2 separate regions of the Homo sapiens genome follow, and region 1 is linked to region 2. The links are chromatin loops, found by intact Hi-C in ENCODE. Cell type or tissue: Caco-2. All regions are shown on one strand. Each heading gives the region's core, and the rest is flanking DNA. Links, peaks and the distances in the headings are about the cores only.

Region 1 (9,104 bases), core at 1-8,000, 98 kb after region 2:
AAAGGGTGGTCAGGCCCAGCCTGGGTTGGGGGTGGCAGCTAGAAAACCTGAGTGCCACAAAGAAGCCAGGGTCGTTTCCCTGCCTCCCTGTGGGGCCAGATGAGGCTGTCCTAGGCCTCTGGCTCTTGTTTCCTTTTCCAGGAGGGGGGTGGGTGAAAGACAAGATGGGATGGGGGAAGGGAGTGACACTGGGTGGTGTTTTCCCTAGTGGAACAAGGGGAGGGTTAGTTTCTTTCATAGAAAATATAAAACAGGGCTGGGCGCGGTGGCTCACGCCTGTTATCCCAGCACTTTGGGAAGCTGAGGCACGCAGATGACTTTAAGTCAGGAGTTCGAGATCAGCCTGGCCAACATGGTGAAACCCCATCTCTACTAAAAATACTAAAAAAAAAAAATTAGCTGGCATGGTGCCAGGCACCTGTAATCCCGGCTAATCAGGAGGCTGAGGTAGGAGAATCACTTGAACCCGGGTGGCAGAGGTTGCAGTGAGCTGAGATTGCACCACTGCACTCCAGCCTGGGTGACAGAGCGAGACTCTGTCTCAAAAAGGAAAAAAAGAAAAGAAAAGAAAAAAACAGAGGAAAGAGGAAGAGAGAAGAAGGAGATTGATTTGACCATTCTATGAGAGTGAGCTCTTTACTACATCCACCGATTGGAGGTATAAATAATGATGGGTCAGATGTTGTAAAGAACTTCCTGGGGGTGGGCAAGGCCGGAGCAAGGAGCAGAGCGGAAGTGGGGAACTGGTGACTGGGAAGCTCTCCCTCTCTGCCTCACTCCCAAGACAGGGTCTGTCAGGGCCACAGGATAGGCTGGATGACCTGGATGCAATGAGGCTGGACAAGATGATTTCCAGAGAGCCTGGCCAATGTCCTTGAATCTGGGATTCTGTAATTCACAAAGATATGATTACAAATGAGAGAAAGACAGAGAGGCTAGGGGAAGAGTTTATTTTTATTGATTGATTGATTGAGACAGAGTCTTGCTCTGTCACCCAGGCTGGAGTGCAGTGGCATGGATCTCGGTTCACTGCAACCTCAGCCTCCCAGGTTCGAGTGATTCTTCTGCCTCAGCCTCCCAAGTAGCTGGGATTACAGGCACCTGCCACCACTCCTGGCTAATTTTTGTATTTTTAGTAGAGACAGGGTTTCACCATGTTGGCCAAACTGGTCTCGAACTCCTGACCTCAAGTGATCCGCCCACCTCAGCCTTCCAAAGTGGTGGGATTTCAGGAGTGAGCCTCTGTGCCTGAGCTGGAGACAGAGTTTAGAAAGCATGCATCACATTGGAGTAAGGAAGGGAAGTGAAAAAGAAGGTGGGAGAGAAACTTCTCAGGAACCTGGAGCCAGGTCTCCGAGCCAATTCCAAGGGCATGAGCCTCTTTCCTGACCAAGACAGTCGAGTCACTCAAAGGTCCTGGGGTCCTCTCTGCTTCTAGCCTGGCTGCTGCTAGAATGTCAGAGTGGGATGCAGGAGGCTGCTGCAGCTGCTTTCCTGGCCAGCACTGGAGCTCTGACCTGGCCAGGATTCTCTGACAAGTAGGGAGAAGAAGGCCAGGGAAAGCAGGTCCTGGGCATCGGGGAACAGCCTGGAAGCCCTTACTGGGAAAGCTGCCAGCTGAAGTGAGACTGGGGATTTAGGGGACTGGAAGAGCCTCAGGCCAGTGGGAATTATTGGTCCAGCTCATCAACCCAAACTTGATCTTGGAGGGCACTGGTAGGGTGGGGAGAGCTCAGGAGTGTAAGCAGAGTCAAAGATCCAGGGGAAGGGGATCTGGGCTCAGACCAAAGAGATGAAGTGTCAGAAATAGACAAGTGACCAGGCACAATGGCTCATGCCTGTAAGCCCAGCACTTTGGGAGGCCAAGGTGAGCAGATTGCTTGAGGTCAGGAGTTTGAGACCAGCCTGACCAACATGGTGAAACCTCGTCTCTACTAAACATACAAAATTTAGCTGGGCATGGTGGTGGGCAACTCTAATCCCAGTTACTCAGGAGGCTGAGGCAGGAGAATCATTTGAGCCGGGAGGTGGAGGTTGTAGTGAGCCAATATTGCACCACTGCACTCCAGCCTGGGCGACACAACGAGACTCCGTCTCAAAAAAATAAAAAATAAAAAGTAAAATAGGCTGGGCATGGTAATGCCATGGTAATGGCTGGGCCTGTAATCCCAGCACTTTGGGAGGCCGAGGCGGGCAGATCACTTGAGGTCAGGAGTTTGAGACCAGCCTGACCAACACGGTGAAACCTTGTTGAAACCTGGTGAAACCTCTACTAAACATGGTGAAACCTCTACTAAAAATTCAAAAACTAGCCAGGCATGGTGGTGGGTGCCTGTAGTCCCAGCTACTTGGGAAGCTGAAGCAGGAGAATCACTTGAACCGGGGAGACAGAGGTTGCCATGAGCCAAGATCGCACCACTGCACTCCAGCCTGGGCGACAGAACGAGACTCTGCTCTAAATAAATAAATAAATAAAAATAGAAATAAAGAAAGAAAAACAAAATGAATAGACAAAGGAGAGTGAAGGGGCCAAGGCAGGGAGGAGAGGCTCATTCCCTCAGAGGCACATCTGAGCAAGGCAGTCAGACACGTTATCACTGGGACCCCTCACTCCTCACCCGGCACGCCCTGCAGCTGTGGCCATGAAGGCCTCTGTGTTCTCCCACACCTGCCCGTGTCACCTCCTCCCCCACTCCCTTCTTCCCAGCTTCAGGGTCAGTCTCTCAGGGACCAGGCCACTCTCCTTTGGCTTGGCTGCCACCCAGCAGTCCTTCCTGAACAAAGGAAGCCCCACAGATACAGAGCCCAGAAAGGTGAATCAGCCAGTCCAATGACACTCTGCAAGCCCATCTCCAGCACCAACACACTCCTAGGCCTCAGGGCTCCTAAAGACAAGGTATCTGCCTTCCAGGAGCAGGGAAGAGAGACCTAAAGGACTGTTGTCAGCCAAATGCAGTAACCAGCATAGTTGCCCAATGTATGTGATACAGTGGGAGCGCAGAGAAGGCAATGGAAGGAGGACAAGGGGGCAGCTTCAGGGAGGAAATGGTATTTTAACCGTAAGGATAAGAATGATTTAGACAGAGGGGGAGGGAGGGGAAGGAAGACAATGGCCATCAGGGAGGGACCCCATCCCCACACCTTGAAAAAGGGCAAAGTTAGGCGTTTATGGGGAAAAGAGATTCCTTTACAACATTTTCCTTGGAACTCTGGATTTTAAATGTAAATGAATCCCCTTTTTCACTCCTGGGGACCCTGGCCAGGAGAAGCTGGGTTGTGAGGGGGGCGCTGTACATACTGAGTACCTCCTAAGGTCCTATTATTCTACACGTCCTCCCACCTAACCTTCCCAGCAAGCCTGCCAGGTAGGGAGACTGTTATCCTATTTCCAGTTAAGACTGAGAGGTAGGGAAAGGAAGTGACTAGCCCAAGATCACAAACATAATGTTTAGATCTTAGATCTATCTGCTTCAAAGCTGCCACTGCATTATACTAAGCCGGATCAAAGGGCATATGTTCCCTAGATAGGACCTGGGTCGTCCTCGGTTCGCCCTTTCCGTGACACTAGCGTCGGACGGCTCTCCGCATCACGGAGTAGGGATTGCTGCCCGCCACTCCCTGTGTGGGCATCCTACTCCCTATCTCTCCAGAGCACGGGGATCTGCCTCTCTTCCAAATCTGGGGGGCGAGGGAGGAGCGGAGGGTCGGCATCCAGCCAATCACATGGCAATATGCAAATAGACACGACCCTGCCTTCTTAGGATTGGCTAACCCGTCAGCGTTATTGTCCAAGTCTCTCCTCTCTAAACACTGAGCTATTCCGGGCGAGGGTTTGCGGCTCTGGAGACCTAGGGGGAAAAAAGTCCTTTGGATCTGGATCTCTGAGCCGTCCCGGTCGGGCACCCTCCTTCCCCGCCCCGGCCCCACCCCCACCCCCAAGGCTCGAAGCTCCCGCAACCTTCGCTGCCTAGGTGTCCCTTCTAGCTAGGGCCAAGCCTGGGAAGACGCCCCCTTCCCTTGGCTGGCCAGGCCCCTCTCCCTTCCCGCAGGACCCCTCCCGGTCCCGTATCTCCCGGGCTGCACATATTTTTTCATTCATGACCCCCAGGTCTGGAAGGGCCGGGCGCCTGGGTCCGGTTCCTTCCGCTCCTCCTTTTCCTTGCTTGGGGAGGACGAGGTAGAGAAAACCAGGGTCCTGACTCACTTTCCCCTTTATATTCCCTCTGTCGTCACTAAGGCCCACTCCTCAGGAGCCCAGAGAGAAGCCGGTGGGTTGGTAGGCAAAGCAGGGCGGGGAAGGGGCAGCTGTGTGGCCCTCTCTGCCTTGTGGCTTCCCACCTTGTTCCTGTCTTCTCCAAATCCAGCCCCATACCCTGAATCCAGGGCCCTCCTCACACATTCTTTTCCTCGGATATGTGTCTTCCCGAAAGATCTTTCCTACCCACTCGCCTGTTCCTTGGTGAGCTGGGTGAGCGCATAACTTGGCGGGGGGTGGGAGAGAACCCGGGAGGAGGAAACACAATAGAATGTTCCCGAGGGTTAGGAACGTCGAAGTGGAGTTCAGAAACGCCCCCGGCCGAGGCCAGAAAGCTGGGCTCGGAGAGCAGGTAGAGCCGGGAGGCTGCGGAACACCCCAGTCTGTCCTGGGTCCCGGGGTCCCCACCCTCCAGGGTCCAGAGCCGCGCCAGGACAGCCGGACTCACCACCACAGTCCGCCGACGTGCGCCGGGCACAGGAGCAGCAGCAGCAGCAGCCCGAGGCGGGAGGGTAAGGGCGGCAGCATCGTGACCGCCCTACGGCCGCCCGGGTGGGCAGGGGGCGAGGCTGCGGGGCGAACCGCGGCGCGCGAGGGCCCGGGCTTCAGTGCGAGCGCGGCGAGCGCAACGGCGGCGGCCGGGAGGCGAGGGATCCGGCGGCGGCGGGGGGGCCCATCCCGGGCGAGGAGGGCGCGGCGGAGGCGGAGAGCGGACGGGGCAGCCAGCGCCTGTGTCTCCTGCGGAGCTCGCTCGGGAGAAGAAATCAGAGCCGGGGGCGGAGGTGGGAGGGGAGCGGGGCCGAGGCGGGGGCGGGGGGCAGGGGGCCGGAGGGAGGTGGCAGTTGCGACAGTCAGGCAGCGGGACTCTCGGGAGCGAGCCGTGCGCCCCGGGGCGGCTGGCGCGGAGCGCAGCGGAGGGCGGGAGCGGGGTGCCGGGGCGGGGCCCCAGCGCGCTTCGGGCTGTGGGACCCGCCCGCTTCGCCCCCTCGCCTCGCCTCTCTCGGACTTGGAGCCCCCCGCCGCTCGCGGCCGCCTGGAGTCGGGGGCAAGGAAGGGCTGGGAAGAAGAGTAGAGAGGGGTGAGGGGGGAGAAAGAGGAGCTGAGGAATGGGGGACGGGCTGGAAGGGAGACGTTTGACAGGTTTGTTGACTGTAAAGAGAGAAAACTTCCCAGGAATGAGGGAGTTTGGGGCGGGGGGCGGTGCGGAGGGAGATGCTGGCGCGGAGGCAAGAGAGGAAGTTGGCCTGGGGCGCGGGGTGCTTCGGCGAGGGTTGTCAAACTGGACCGCCCGACAGGCGGATGCTGGAGGGGTCATCTCTTTCCGTGTCCCTGTTCGATGCCTCATGCCCCTTCGTCAGCCTCTCCTTGAAGAAGGGAGGAAGCCCTGGGCCTCCGCTCTCGCTCCCCCAGCCATCCCACCTCTCAAGCCCGCGTTCTAGGGCGGGGAGGTGGGGGAAATGAGAGGGCAAGAGTAGCCGCTCCAGGGCGTGCGCGCAAGCGCTGGCACTTGTAAGCGAGCGGGAGAATGGAGGTCGCAGACTTTCAAGAGATCGAGGGGTCAGAATTCGCTTTAGCCCGGCCTCGCGTGTCCAAGAGTCCCTGCCTCGAGTTCCTCCCCCAACCTGGCCCGGGTAGAAGGGGTGGGAGAGCCAGCTGCAGGTGAGATGGCGTTTATCAGATTTTCTAATGCCACAAAAATGTCTTTGATGCCCCTGGCCCCCTCCCCACGAGGGGGAGATCAAAGGCTCCGTGGGGAAGAGGGACAGCTCCATTCATCATGCCATTCGGCTGGCAGTGGGCAGCAGCCCCTGCCCCTCCCGTCCCCGACGTGCCCCGGGGTGCCAAGGGACAGGTGGTGTGGGACATTCTCCCTGCCATACCATCAAGAGCAACCATCAACCTTTAAAGCTGTCCTGGAGTGGGGAGGACAGATCGAGTCCCTATGGCAGAAACGTCAGGCGCCCAGAAGAAAGCTCCTGGTTGTTGGTAGAGAGGGGGACCTGAATGTGGGGACTGAGGTCGCTTCCAAGAGAGTGATGACTGAGGTCACTTCCAAACAACCTTGGTGAGCAGAGAGAGAAGACAAGATCCTGAGTCACCCAGAGAGGGGGGACAAGTAGATCAAGATGAGGCCAAGGGGCCAAGGGATGTGACCCCAGGGGAGGAGGCTGATGGGGGAAGGAATGAGCAGACAGAGGTGAGAGAACTGGAGAAGTGTGGACTTGCCGGCAAGCAAGCTCCATGTCAGGGCCCTGGTGTCCAGGCTGCATCAGCTCAATCCCTTGCACTGGATACAGAGAGTTCTGGTGAAAGGGCTAGGACACACTAAAGAAGGGGAAGGGGGCAGGGGGCAGTGGCAAGAGTCATAGAGAGAGGGTCTGGTCTAAGCACTGCCCTCTCCCATTTTAGCCTTTAACAGTATCCAAAGGCCACGCACAGCCCCTGCACCTAGTAACTTTGCACACAGTTGCTGTTTCTACGGGGCAATGCCAATCTGGACAGTTCCTAAAGGTCAATGCCAACTCTGGACACTACACATTCAAAGACATACCCAGTTTGGGTGCACACTCCAGCCATGTGGTACCAAATAGGCAGCTAGAGGGCTCTGGGGGTCCCTGGAGGCTACAGGTGGCCAGTGGCCAGCCTCCTGGGAGCCACTGTCTGGGTTCCGAACCCCCTGCCCAGCCCTGCTCCCACCCTGCTACTGTTATTGCAGATTATGAAATGCTCTCCCTATCCTGCATTCTTCTCCGAGGCAAGAATTTTAATGTATTTGTCTTTGTCATCAGGGGACCTGGGCTCTGAGACCGCCCTGCCTCTGCCTGAGGAGGGAGCGCCCCAAATCTAGTCCCTGCTGCCTCCAGACCCAGCCTCTCTCCATTACCACCCCTCCCCCATGCCCTAGCCCTGCCCCTCGCCTCCCCTTCCTAAGACACAGTCTCTCTGTGGGGTGGATAAAAATGATGTTATTGAAACAACAGAATTGGGAGCAGTGGCAGGGAGCAGGGATCAGCTCAGGAAACTGGGGCGTTTGCCAAGAAGCCTTCTCCCCCGCAGGCGGCCTTTCTGCCCCCACCCCCCACCTTTCCTGCAAACATACACAGCTGGCCCCACCCCTCCTGCAGCACTCACTCTAGCCAGATCTTGCAGAATCTTTTGCCATCTCTGGACTCCCCAAGCCCTTGTCCCTCCTGCACTCAGTCCCATTCCAGAATCAGTTGGCCCAGTAGTGCCTGCAGAGCATTATAGGGTTGGGGGGTCGGGGGGAGGTGGGCTGGAATCTGTGACAGGCAGGACTCCTGGAGTCCCAATTCCTAGGGCTTCTGCCCCAACAGCACCCTTTTGCTCACTCTCCTTTGCCCTCTCCGCATCCCCATCAAGGGGCTGGCTGGCATCTGGGCAGAGCCAGAGTGATGACTTCTGTTGTTTTGCCCCCAAACCTCCAAAGAGATGAATTCAGATGTTCCTGAGCCTTCAACCCACCACTATCACCTTAGAAGACTTACAAAGGAGCAGGAGCTGGAGAGGGGGTGGCAGGAGGTAACAGACCATGGTGCACAAAGATAGATCAAGATATGTGACATACATGCCCCCTCACACACACCAATCACTGGGCACAGGCCTCCAGATAACCCCACAGAAACCACAGGACATCTTCCCTCCCCCAGACGGTGCTGTGATTTTTTACCCACAGGTATGGACGGACACACAGATGGGCTGGCTCAGGCTGAAACACTTCACATACACACACACACACACACACACACACACACACACATCACCTCTGCAGAGATATGCATGCAGAAGAACATTCACAAGAGACTGGAGTGGGAAGACAGCAGCCCGGAAATGGGTGGCCTGAATGGGGAGGTGACAGTCTGACCCCCCTCCCTATCCTCTAGGCCCTGCCCACCCCACCTTCCTTCATCGCTCCGCCTTAAATCCTGGGAACCCACTCATACTATGTCTAGGCCCTGTGCGAAAGAGAGACAGGGAAGGAGAGACTTGAGGTTGAGGAGGAAGGAGGGGCAGAGTGGGGGCAGTGGAGTGGTGGGGGAGAGGCAGCTGGAAATAGATAACATCAGAATCGCTGCGGGCGAAAGCAAAGCCCTCTGTCTCTGGCGGATTCTCTCTCACTGTCTTTCTGTGCCTTTTTACATCTCTCCCATGTTCATAATTCGGTCTCTATTTGTGTCTGTCTCTAAATCACTTTCTCTGTCGTTTCTCGGAATGGCTAAGGCTGCAGGAGCCTAGGAATTTGGGCCTGTGACCCTTCCCCTCCCAAGAACCTCCCTCTTTCCCTCCCTACTTCCCTCCTTCTGTCCCCAGAACTCCTATCTGTCCTTCCCTCTCTCTGTCCCCAGGAACTCCTATTCCTTCAGGGAGGTGACATGCCTTGAGAATTCCTAAGAACCCTGGGTTTCTGGGTCCCTGGAGAACAGAGAGAGGAAAGGCCAGCCCCTTAGAGAGATGGAGAAAGATAGAAAAAGAAAAGAGAGCGAGGAGAGAGGCTCATTTTCCTCTTCCTTCTGCATCACAGACAGCTCTACTCCCACGCCCGCAGCCCACCTGAAGTCAGGAAAGTGTGCTTTTCCAGAGCAAGTTCCCAGCTTTAGTCAAGGCAGGGATAAGAGAATCCCCTACACCAGGCCCCAGCTTCCTGCAGAGCCCACCTGCCTCCCATCTTCCACCTCTTTCAAGCCTATCCATGCCCCCACCAGTCCGGGGAGCAAGAACCCAGGGGGAGCTTGAATGGGGCAGGAGAGCACGGGCTAGGGAAGGAGGGGCTGCTGCTCGCCCACCACAACTGGGCTGGGGGAAAGCCAGGGAACATTTGTTTCCACTTAGC
Region 2 (9,262 bases), core at 549-8,548:
GAGGTGGGAGAGTAGAGCGGCTGCCCAGCCCGCTCAGTCTGGTTACTATGGCGACAGCCGACAGCCGCGGAGTGACCCTAGTGATCCTCCCTCCCTCCTCCCAAACCAAGAGAGATGACGGCACCGCGCTGACTGCGCCAAATTCCAGCCAATGGGCGGCTGCTCCCGCCTTCCCTTCCGCCAGCTCTCCCCCTCCCTCCGGGAACTCAATTCACAAATCTGGACTGGGGATTTCCGGCTCCAGGCAGGTTACAAGGGCGCTGGGCTGAGGCCAGGGGAATCGAGTCCTGTCGTCCCGGGAGGGCAAGTGGGGACCGACATTTTTGGGTTCTGGAGCCAGACTTCTATAACTCGCCGCCAGAATAGATGACACCCTATTCCCAAATTATCCGGAAGACCTAGTTGAGGCCGAGTCTGCAACTCTTCCTGCCCTTACAAGCCCCGACCCCGCCCGAGCGCGCCATTCAGCACCACGGACAGCGAACCCGGGCCTCGTCTTGGCAGGTCCCCCCGGGTTCTTTCCGGATCTTCTCGGCCACGGCCAGACTAGGGTCGGAGCCGCGGGCACTCTGTTGAAGCCAGGCCTCTTTGGGCCAATGAAACAGTGAACAGGGCGCTTAGCCACGTGGCTAAGAAGGCAATGGGGACCGAGCAGGGATCTCAGGCTAAATAGCGCATTTTCCTTCCTGTTTCAATCCCAGAGAATGGCTTCCTTCTCCCCAACTGCCCTTGTTTGCCCCTTCTTGGGGATAAAGGGCAAGGGTCTGAGTCTCAAGCAGGGATGGACCCCCCAAGACTCCTGAGTGGGCGTGCGACCTGGGCATCGTCGAAGCAGCCCCATGGTGGTTGGGGGATGAGGAGAGAAGTATGGCAGACAGGCCCCACTTGGGAGTGGTGAACACAGACTTAGGCCCGACTGTACTCTTGACCGATATATGGTGGGGAGAGATGGGGAGGAAGGGAAAAATAGCAATAAGGACTAGCTAGTTCTGCCTCAATGGGTCTCATCACAGAAAGGGCACAACTCCGCTGTCCCCATGATTCGGTCTCTAAGTGGCCCGGGCATTAATGAGGAGCTAGGTCAGACAAGATGGAGGCGGAAGTGGGGGGATGGATTCAGCTTTATCACCAGGCCTCACCCTCAGCTGCCTCGCTTTACTCTTTACTCTCTGTAAAATGGAAGCCGATGGCGGGGGTGGGGATGGGGAGGAGGAGAAGTTCTCAGGTACTTGATCTCCCCTACTAGAGCCCCATCTCTTGCCTTTCTGCTCTGTCTGTGACAGTTCCATTACCACTCCCACTCCCTCCCTCCCGGGGCCCAAAGAAAGACCGGCGCAAAACCATCTGCAGGCGCTTCCAGCGCTTTATAGTTCTTTCCGGGACAGACGGACAGACAGACAGTGCGGCCCGCTCTGTCGGCCCGCATCATTGGCACCTTGGACACGGCCCCAGGCCCAACTCAGTCCCTGGTACCCTACCGGGAGGATTCCGGTCCCGCCCCAGCTCAGCACCTCGGACAGTTCCCGGCCCAGCCTACCCCCCTCCCCCCTCCCTCCGCAAACAACCAAATAAATTAAAAGGGGCAGTGGGGAGGAGCAACAAAAAAGCTAAGGATAAGGAAGCGGGATGTCCCTCCTCCAAGGTAAGAAGTTTTCTTTTCCTCCCACCTGTCCACTGAGGCGCCGCGGCCGGGGTGGTCTCCCAGGTTGATTTTGCCTCCAAACCTCAGCCTCCTGAAAGAAGCCGGCAGCCCCTTCCCCCACACCCCCCAGCTCCCAGCATGCAACACGTTGGAAAAGGTGGGGAGAGGCGGTGGGGGTGGGGCGAGGGACCATCCTGGTGGCTGTCTGGATACCTGGGACTGCAGTTTCTCCTGGCACCTCAGTCGATCCAAATTAAAAACTAATATTCCCTTTGATCAGGGGAGAGGGGTGTGGTGACTCAGTCAGGAATAAAAAAATGCAAGCTGACACAAGTGGAGGAAGAAGGCAGACAGGAGGGAAGATGGTGACACATGACAGGAGCAACAAGAAGGGCAGATGGGGACACAGGTGCAGGAGGAGAAACAGGGGTCTACGGGGTACAGTCAGGCAAGGGGTAAGATGGAGATGCAGACACACAAACCCAAGGAACGGAAAATGGAAAGGCAGGGAGAGGGAGGAAGAAAGAGAGGAACAGGAGAGAGAGGGAGAGAGAGAGAGAGGAATGCAGACAGGAGGAAAAATGAAGACACAAAAAGGAGGCAAGGAAATGGATAAAACCGAGGGGGAATGGGCTGAAGGGAAGGGGGAGACCCCGGCAGAAATGGAGAAATGGGGGCGCAGACAGACGGGAAGAGTGAGGTTGGAGTGCCTTTCCCGCGCTCATCTTCCGTCCCCACTCCACGCCCAGCAAATCCAAACACCGCGGCCTCTGGTGTCCCGGTCTCCACTTTCCCCTGAGGGGCATGGGCGTCTCCTCCTCCGCCCAGCCGGGGCGCTGAGCGGCGGTAACAGCGGCGGTGGCTTTGTGGTCCCGGGGGGTCCGAGTGTGTGTCAGGGGCTGGGGCGGGGGATGGGCGCGGCCCCTGGGTATCCCTAGCGGTCCAGGTTCATAGTCCAGTGCTTGGTTCCGGCCGCGCAGCTGTCCCTGGCGGCCGAGGAGGCGGCGGGCGCGCCCCCGCTCGGTGGGCCCCCGCCGCTGGCGGCGGCCTCGCCCTCGTTCTTGAGGTCTTGAAAGACCTGCGTGAAGAAGTGGGGGTCGGCGTTGAGCCGCAGCATCTGCGGGCTGAGCCGCTGGATGAGGCGCAGGCAGCGCTGCCAGAAGCGCTCCTTGTCGGGCTCCACGAGGAAGGGCTTGAGTGGGTAGGAGATCTCGTTGCCCATGTAGGAGTAGGCGAGGTAGAGGCAGGTGAGGAAGGCGGCCTGCAGCTCGGCGGCCGACGCCAGCTCGTCCCCACGCAGCGACTCGCGGCACAGCAGGTACACGAACACCAGGTTTGCAGGCGTAATGAAGGCCTGGTCTTGCCAGCCCTGCAGCAGCAGCGAGCGGTCCACACCGCGGAACCAGCCCACCAGCTCGCCCGGGCTCAGCTCCTTGAGGCGATAGCAGCGTCGGCACACGAAGTCGCCCAGACAGCGCAGCAGCTCGCCGGTGGACGCCTGCACGATGACCCGCCGCGGCGAGCCGCCAGGCACCGGCGGCGCCACCTGCGGGGCTGGGGGAGGCGGCGGCGGAGGCTTTCCCCCGCCCGAGCCCGGCGGCTGAGCGGCCGCGCTGCCCCCCGACGGTGGCTCGCAGGTGGCGGCAGCCGCGGGCACGGTGGGCACTGGCACCGCCAGGGGCTTGGCGGTGCCGCCGCCGTCGGGGGGATCCCGGCCCTTGCGGAGAAGGTTCTCGCGGTTGCGTTGCTGGACCAGGGGGTCGGGGCCCGTGGATGCCGGCTTGGGTGTCACCTTCTTGCTGCCTTTCTTCTTCTTGGCGGACGCGGCCACCAGGCGCTTCCAGGTGAGCGCCGAGATGAGCACGGACGGCCGCTTGAGTCGGCTCTCGCCTTTGCCGCCCTTGCCCACTGGCGGCGCCCCGTAGCCCCCCAGCGCCTCGTCCCCCGCGGGCGGCGCCTTCTTCTTCTCCTCGGGCAGCCCGCCGGGCCTCCGGCCCTTGGCCGAGGAGGCAGGCGAAAGAGACAGCACTGTGCCCATCCTGCAGAGCGGGGCCGGCGCCCAGGCCCCAGCGGGAGCCGCGGGCGGCGCCGCTGCTACTGCAGCCCCGGGGGACCCGGCGGTGGGGGGCCTAGCCCCGGCCCGGGCGCGCGGACTGGCGGGGGAAGGTGGCTGCTAGGCGGCTCCGCTGCTCTAATCCTGAGCTGCGCCAGCTGCAGCGTCAGCCCCACCCCTTGGGCCCCTTTTTTCGTCGCGCCGTGCCCCGCCTCACGCGGCCAATCCGCTCCCGAGTTGCACTCCTGATGGGCAGCTCCAATGACCAATAGACTCTCGCACTTCAATTTCAAGTCCCGCCCCAATCCCCACCCTCCGCCCTGAGTCTTTTCCCTTCCCCCGAGCGGAGGAAGGGGAAGGCGGTGGTCGTCGTTCGAGTGGCCTCCTCAGGGTCAGAGTTGAGAAGGGGTGGTGGCTGCTCCTGCCTCCTCCGGATCCTAGGGCCTGGACCAGCTTGTTCTGATGCACTGGGTCGCGGTAGCAGATAAACCATGGGAACAGCTCTCCTTCCCTCTGCCTTTGAATTTGTGTGGGGGGCCAGTGTGAGCAGTGAGTGCCCTCACCGGATGCCCAGGTCCCAGATGGGTCGCGTTGCACTGGCTCCTCCAATGTGACTGTCAGGTCTGTTTCCTCTTCGCGACCCCACCTCGCCCCCCACCCCCCAGGTCGCTAGGGGGGCTGCAGCAGGCACATTTCTGCCCTGCCTGTTTGGGAGTCCTGGCAGAGCCTTCTTGCAGGTCACAACCCGCCTTCTTGGGGGTTCCAGCTTGAGGGGGAGAGGGGGAGCAGCAAGGTCTCAAATATGCCCCTGAGGCTTCTGCTTGCCGTCCTGATTCTCTGCAACTGAGCCTGTGGGGCAGACCCTTGGCTCTGGTCCCTGGGCAGCTCCTCTCGGTTGGTTGTCCCCACTAACACACACAGATCTCATACTTGGGTGGATGATGGATAAGGTTGGTCCCTGGGGAAACGCTAGAAATTGGATCACTTGGTCTACCCAGTCTTGGATAGTGAACGGAGCCTCCTGTGTGGACGGAAGCCCAAGAGGGTTGGACCAACCTCCAGCCCAGCCCTGGGTCCAGGTTGAGGTGGGTTTCATCATTAAATGCTTCCTGCAGGTAAGGTTCCAGCTGTCCCCACTCCCAGGAGCAAGCTGTTAGGCTGGGTCCTGTCCACTTCTCTCTGGGTCTGTCTGTTACCTCCTGAGTACCCATCAGCCCTTTGCCCTGGATTTTGGACTCCCCAGGCCTTACCTGCAGGTCTTGAGCACAGCTAGTTCTGGACCTATTCTATCTGCCTTGTTAGATCATGTCCACCCTTCTTGGAGCCTGCTCTCTGTGGCTCCCCCAGCACAAGAGCCTTCAGGCTTCTTAAGTAAGTGGACCTTGTAGGTGCATATGGGTTCCATGTGGAGCCAAACCCCTGCCTATGTATTTCAGTAAATTCTAAGGATTGCCCTTGGAGTCACCTCCATGCTCCTCACAGACCGCAAACATAGCTCCAAGGATCCACTGCTGTCAGGGTTGGTTTGTGCATATATGTGTGTGTGTGTGTCACTGCAGATAGGCTGTTCTAGAATCCACTTGGGCTGCAGTTCCAGCTACCAGAGGTACAGAATTTCCCAGCCATTCCACAGCCCCTGGTCACTCACACCCTCCTGGAGGCCTGTGGTCTGCCTGTCTCCATTCCCCTCCTCTTTACCACTGTGCACATGCAGCCTTGTACCTTCTCCCTAACTCAGCACCCAATATGCACTTTTTCAACAGGGTATCTCTGCTCCCTAGGATCTGATCTTTATTTTCTTGCAGCCCAAGCTGACCTTCCCAAACTCATTCTCCTCATAGTTCTTGAAAGTGTTCCCTCTTTTCAGCTCCTGTAATTGGCCCCACTTCCTCCTACAAGGTGTTCTGAGTCACTCTTTATCTGCCAACCAAGGAATAGTCAGTTCACCGGTAGTTAAGGACAAGCCCTGTAGAGACTGAGTTGCACTGGCGGAAACACTGGGCATGTGGATCTAAATGGCACATGAGTCCTTCCAGCGCTGCTCCCAGGAGTCCCTCACTGGCATAAGGCCTATTGTTAAGGTCATTTAGGACCACGTCTTCTAAGCAGCACCCACAGAGTGTCACCACTGTGGTACCCTATTCCCGGCCCAGCTCTGACCTCCTATTGTCCTCTTGGTCAGAACCAAGAATTTCCTCCTCTGCTTCAGGGACCCCAAAGCAGGTGCCTCAGAGGGTCCTACTCCCCTTCCTCACTTTCCACCTTGCTCTGCCTCCAACCCTGTTTCTGGCTCACATGCTCCCCACCCTCCTGCTCTGGTTATCTCTCCAGAATCTCTGAGCTCCTTCCACTGGGCCAGAACCCTCTCTCAGAATGTCAAGCTCTTGAACTCCCACCTCCTCCAAGAAGCTTTTTTGATAGATTGGAAGGGACCTAATACTCTTTCTGACTTCAGCCTTTCCAGCCTTTTCCCATCAGCAACAGTGGCTACATAACAACTTGGTTAAGGGCTGGGCTCTGGGTCTAAGATGTGCAAGATGGATATGGATGGAATTTTAAAGACAAGCAGACAAGCTAATCAAAGAGATCCAGAAAGAGTAACAACATTGCTGTTGTATATAAGCCGGTGGCATTGAGAGCTGAGAGGGAGGGTTATTATGTTTCTGCAGGGGGAGCCCAAGGGGAATAAGCCTAGTGAAACCAGAAAGACTTCATGGAGGAGGTGGGCTTCATAGAAGGTTGGTGGCTTTCCCACATTTGCAAGTGTACTCTTCTGGTTAGGTTATGTTTGGGTTCATATTCTGAGATTCATCTATCTTCATTATAATAGTATCTCTGTGTTGCTTCTCATCTCTCCATCTCCCTTATGTTCCTCTGGGGCAGTGCTGGTTGTGTCAGACTTCCTTAGATGGGAAAGCCCCTGAGGCCAGTCTCCTTGTCTGTCTTCATTGCTCTGTAGGTTACCTAGAACAGTGCCTATTCAGATTACTGGTTATTCCTGAAGGTTCTTTAAGGCAAATACTCTAGGCCCAGACCAAGAACTGGAGGGCCTAGACTGAGGTTTTAGCCTGGATAGGATCTGGCCTTATTGATGAGTGCATCCCATCAGATTCACCAGAGATGCTCCTCTCACTCACCCAACCTGGGCAGGTGGGCCCCATCTTTTAAGAGAACATCTCCGGACAATGCTGCTCACACTTTGCCTCCCTTTTGCTCTTCTTATCTCCCTTCTGAGAAGCCATAGTCTGGGAGGCAGGACACGGGAGTCCTAGTCTATGGCTGCCAGTTGTATGACCTTGGGGAAGTAATTTCAGCTCTCTGGGACTCGGTTTCATCATATTAAAATGCAAGGGTTCTACGGATTTGACTCTTATTATCAGATAAAAATGAATATTAAAAGAACAAGATAACATTTTAGGAATTGGACTAGAGGAGGATTCCTAAAGCCTCTTTCAACTCCACAGTTCTGATTCTAAACAAAATCTGTCCTGTGAATCTGTTTCACTCTCCAGCTCCAGCCCTGTCTGCTTCTCCCTAATCTGTTTCTGTCTGATGGGCTCAGTCTTTGTGTGCACAGCATCCATGTGAGGCCTGCACTTCTGCGGTTCACCCCAGGAGATGAAGGGGAGGGGAGCTTAGGCTCTCAGCAATGTAAATCTCCCTAGGTCCCTCCAAGCTTTAGAGGGGCCCCTGAAAGGTGAGAAGGCAAAGAAGAGGAGGGCAAGATGGCTGAGGCCCAGGATATCCCCAGTAAACATCAAAGGCCCCAGAAACCAAGGTCATTGCACCTCCCTGTAGGGGCCCCTACAAGGAGGCTAATGATGACACAGGTTCTTAAAACAGCCAGGATGGAGACCCAGCCTGGGCATCTGAGTGCCTGGATCCTGCTGCCCCCCCCCCCACCCTGGCACCCCCAACTCCCTTGCCCATCAGTCTCAGCTCCTGAGGTGTGCAGAGGGGGTGGGTATGCACGAGCCCAGACTTCTCTCCCTCTCCTGAGGACCTTACCCCAGGGGAGAAGTGGGTGGCTAAAACAAAGGAGGGGAGCAGAACCCCTCTACAGATAACAGTGGAGGGGGGAGGGGGTAAGCAGAGAGAAGAGAGGAATTGACAGAGGAGGTGCTGCTAGCTGTCAGGAGGGAGACCCAAATTCTCATGTCTTCCCATTTCGCAGGCTGTTTGCTAGAAGGACTTAATTAAGGAGCCCAAATATAGTTTCTTTTGAACAGTGAATAGGGCTGGGAGCACAGATGAGGAATGTGATGCTCTGGGGTGGGGAGAGAAGGGACCAATGCTGAGATGCTGGAGGGCCCAGGGTGAAGGGGACAGAGAAGACAGGGGTGAGCTGGTGACTCCTTTTCCCTGCCTTAAGCTCTGCTGCTTTCCTTGATGGAAGGGGGGCCATTTCTTCCTTTCCCATCCTCTGTCCTGATCTCCCTCCAACTCCCTGGCTCCTGCCTTCACCTCCTTTACTGTCCCCTGAGAACAGCTCTCTCTGTCCAGTCCTCCCAGCACTCACCAGAAGCTTTAAGTCTTGGTTCACCTTCTGCCTCCACCAAGCCCCCTTTTTGCCTCCTCCCTTTCGTCCCCCACTCCTTCTCCTCCCAGGCCCCGCTGGCGCCCAGCATAGCACTACAGATGTAGGAGCAGATCAAGAAGGGTGGGGGTGGTAGCTGTTGCTTTTCTGGGATATTCTTAGCCTGTCTGGGGGCTGGAGCTGGAATCAGCGTTTCCATCTCAACCAGGCAGGTGGCTGCCAGAAACTGCCACTGTGACTGGGTCTTCATCTGGTTCCATATCCCTTATCCTGTCCCTTCCTCCTCTATATTGATTTCATCGATGAACACAGACCCTCTGAGAGTCCAGCCTTCCCACCCTTGTGCCCTAGATGGAAGGTTTCCTCTGCCTATCAGGCATAGCCCCAGGAAGGTGTGCAAACCTCACTGGAGGCTCTGCGGGGAAAGAAGGGCCTTCGAGAACTCTAGCTCAGATGCTCCCTAGAGTGGAACACAGCCCTCTCCTCTCTGCCCCCAGGCCCTCTTCTTTCATCTGCCCCCAGCAACCCCTGCATGGTACTCAGTCCCCAGACTGTATTCACCACCATGAAGGCCTTTCTTATCTTGATTTACAGGAATCACTCAGGGGCCCTAGAGTTTCAGAAGCTGCCTCCTGAAAGCGGCTGAACCCTGGAGTCCAGGCCTCCTTTGGGCCAGAACAAGGGGCTCACTGACCCAGATCTCTCCCCACATCTTTTTTTTTTTGAGACAAAGTCTCACTCTTTTGCCCAGGCTAGAGTGCAGTGGCATGATCTTCACTCATTCCTGGGCTCAAGGGATCCTCCCACCTCAGCCTCCCAAGTAGTTGGGACCACAGGCATGCATCACCAGGCCTGGCTAATTTTTGTACTTTTTGTAGAGATGGAGTTTCACCATGCTGCCCAGGCTGGTCTCTAACTCCTGGGCTCAAGCAGTCTGCCCACCTCAGCCTCAAAGTGTTAGGATTACAGGCATGAGCCACCTCGCCCAGCCTTCTCAGATGCCCTTATCAGTAGAGGGAGGGGCAAAGAA

What was found. A loop is a pair of places that touch in the nucleus more often than their neighbours do. Peaks named below come from ENCODE experiments on the same cell type or tissue, not always from the same donor. Only the 100,000 strongest peaks of a DNase experiment are listed, where the experiment ranks them.
Region 1: it touches region 2 in a loop (2.8-fold over the local background); 4 of 110 quality-filtered maps call a loop at or near these places.

Annotation. Positions count from the first base shown.
Region 1 is chr2:218,855,717-218,864,820 of GRCh38, reverse strand. It overlaps WNT6 (Wnt family member 6), which reads right to left and starts at 5,016. Exons shown (of 4, transcript NM_006522.4): 1 at 4,704-5,016. The coding sequence starts at 4,783. In Caco-2, for the core only: no CTCF peak of the experiment used is centred there; DNase peaks (open chromatin) are centred at 3,730, 5,065, 5,440, 5,940 and 1 weaker place; H3K4me3 peaks cover 2,362 bases; H3K27me3 peaks cover 670 bases.
Region 2 is chr2:218,954,239-218,963,500 of GRCh38, reverse strand. CDK5R2 (cyclin dependent kinase 5 regulatory subunit 2) reads right to left here and starts at 3,835. Exons shown (of 1, transcript NM_003936.5): 1 at 1,346-3,835. The coding sequence starts at 3,680. The coding sequence ends at 2,577. RefSeq lists an enhancer at 1-187 and a silencer at 3,583-3,852. In Caco-2, for the core only: no CTCF peak of the experiment used is centred there; a DNase peak (open chromatin) is centred at 3,920; H3K4me3 peaks cover 1,592 bases; H3K27me3 peaks cover 211 bases.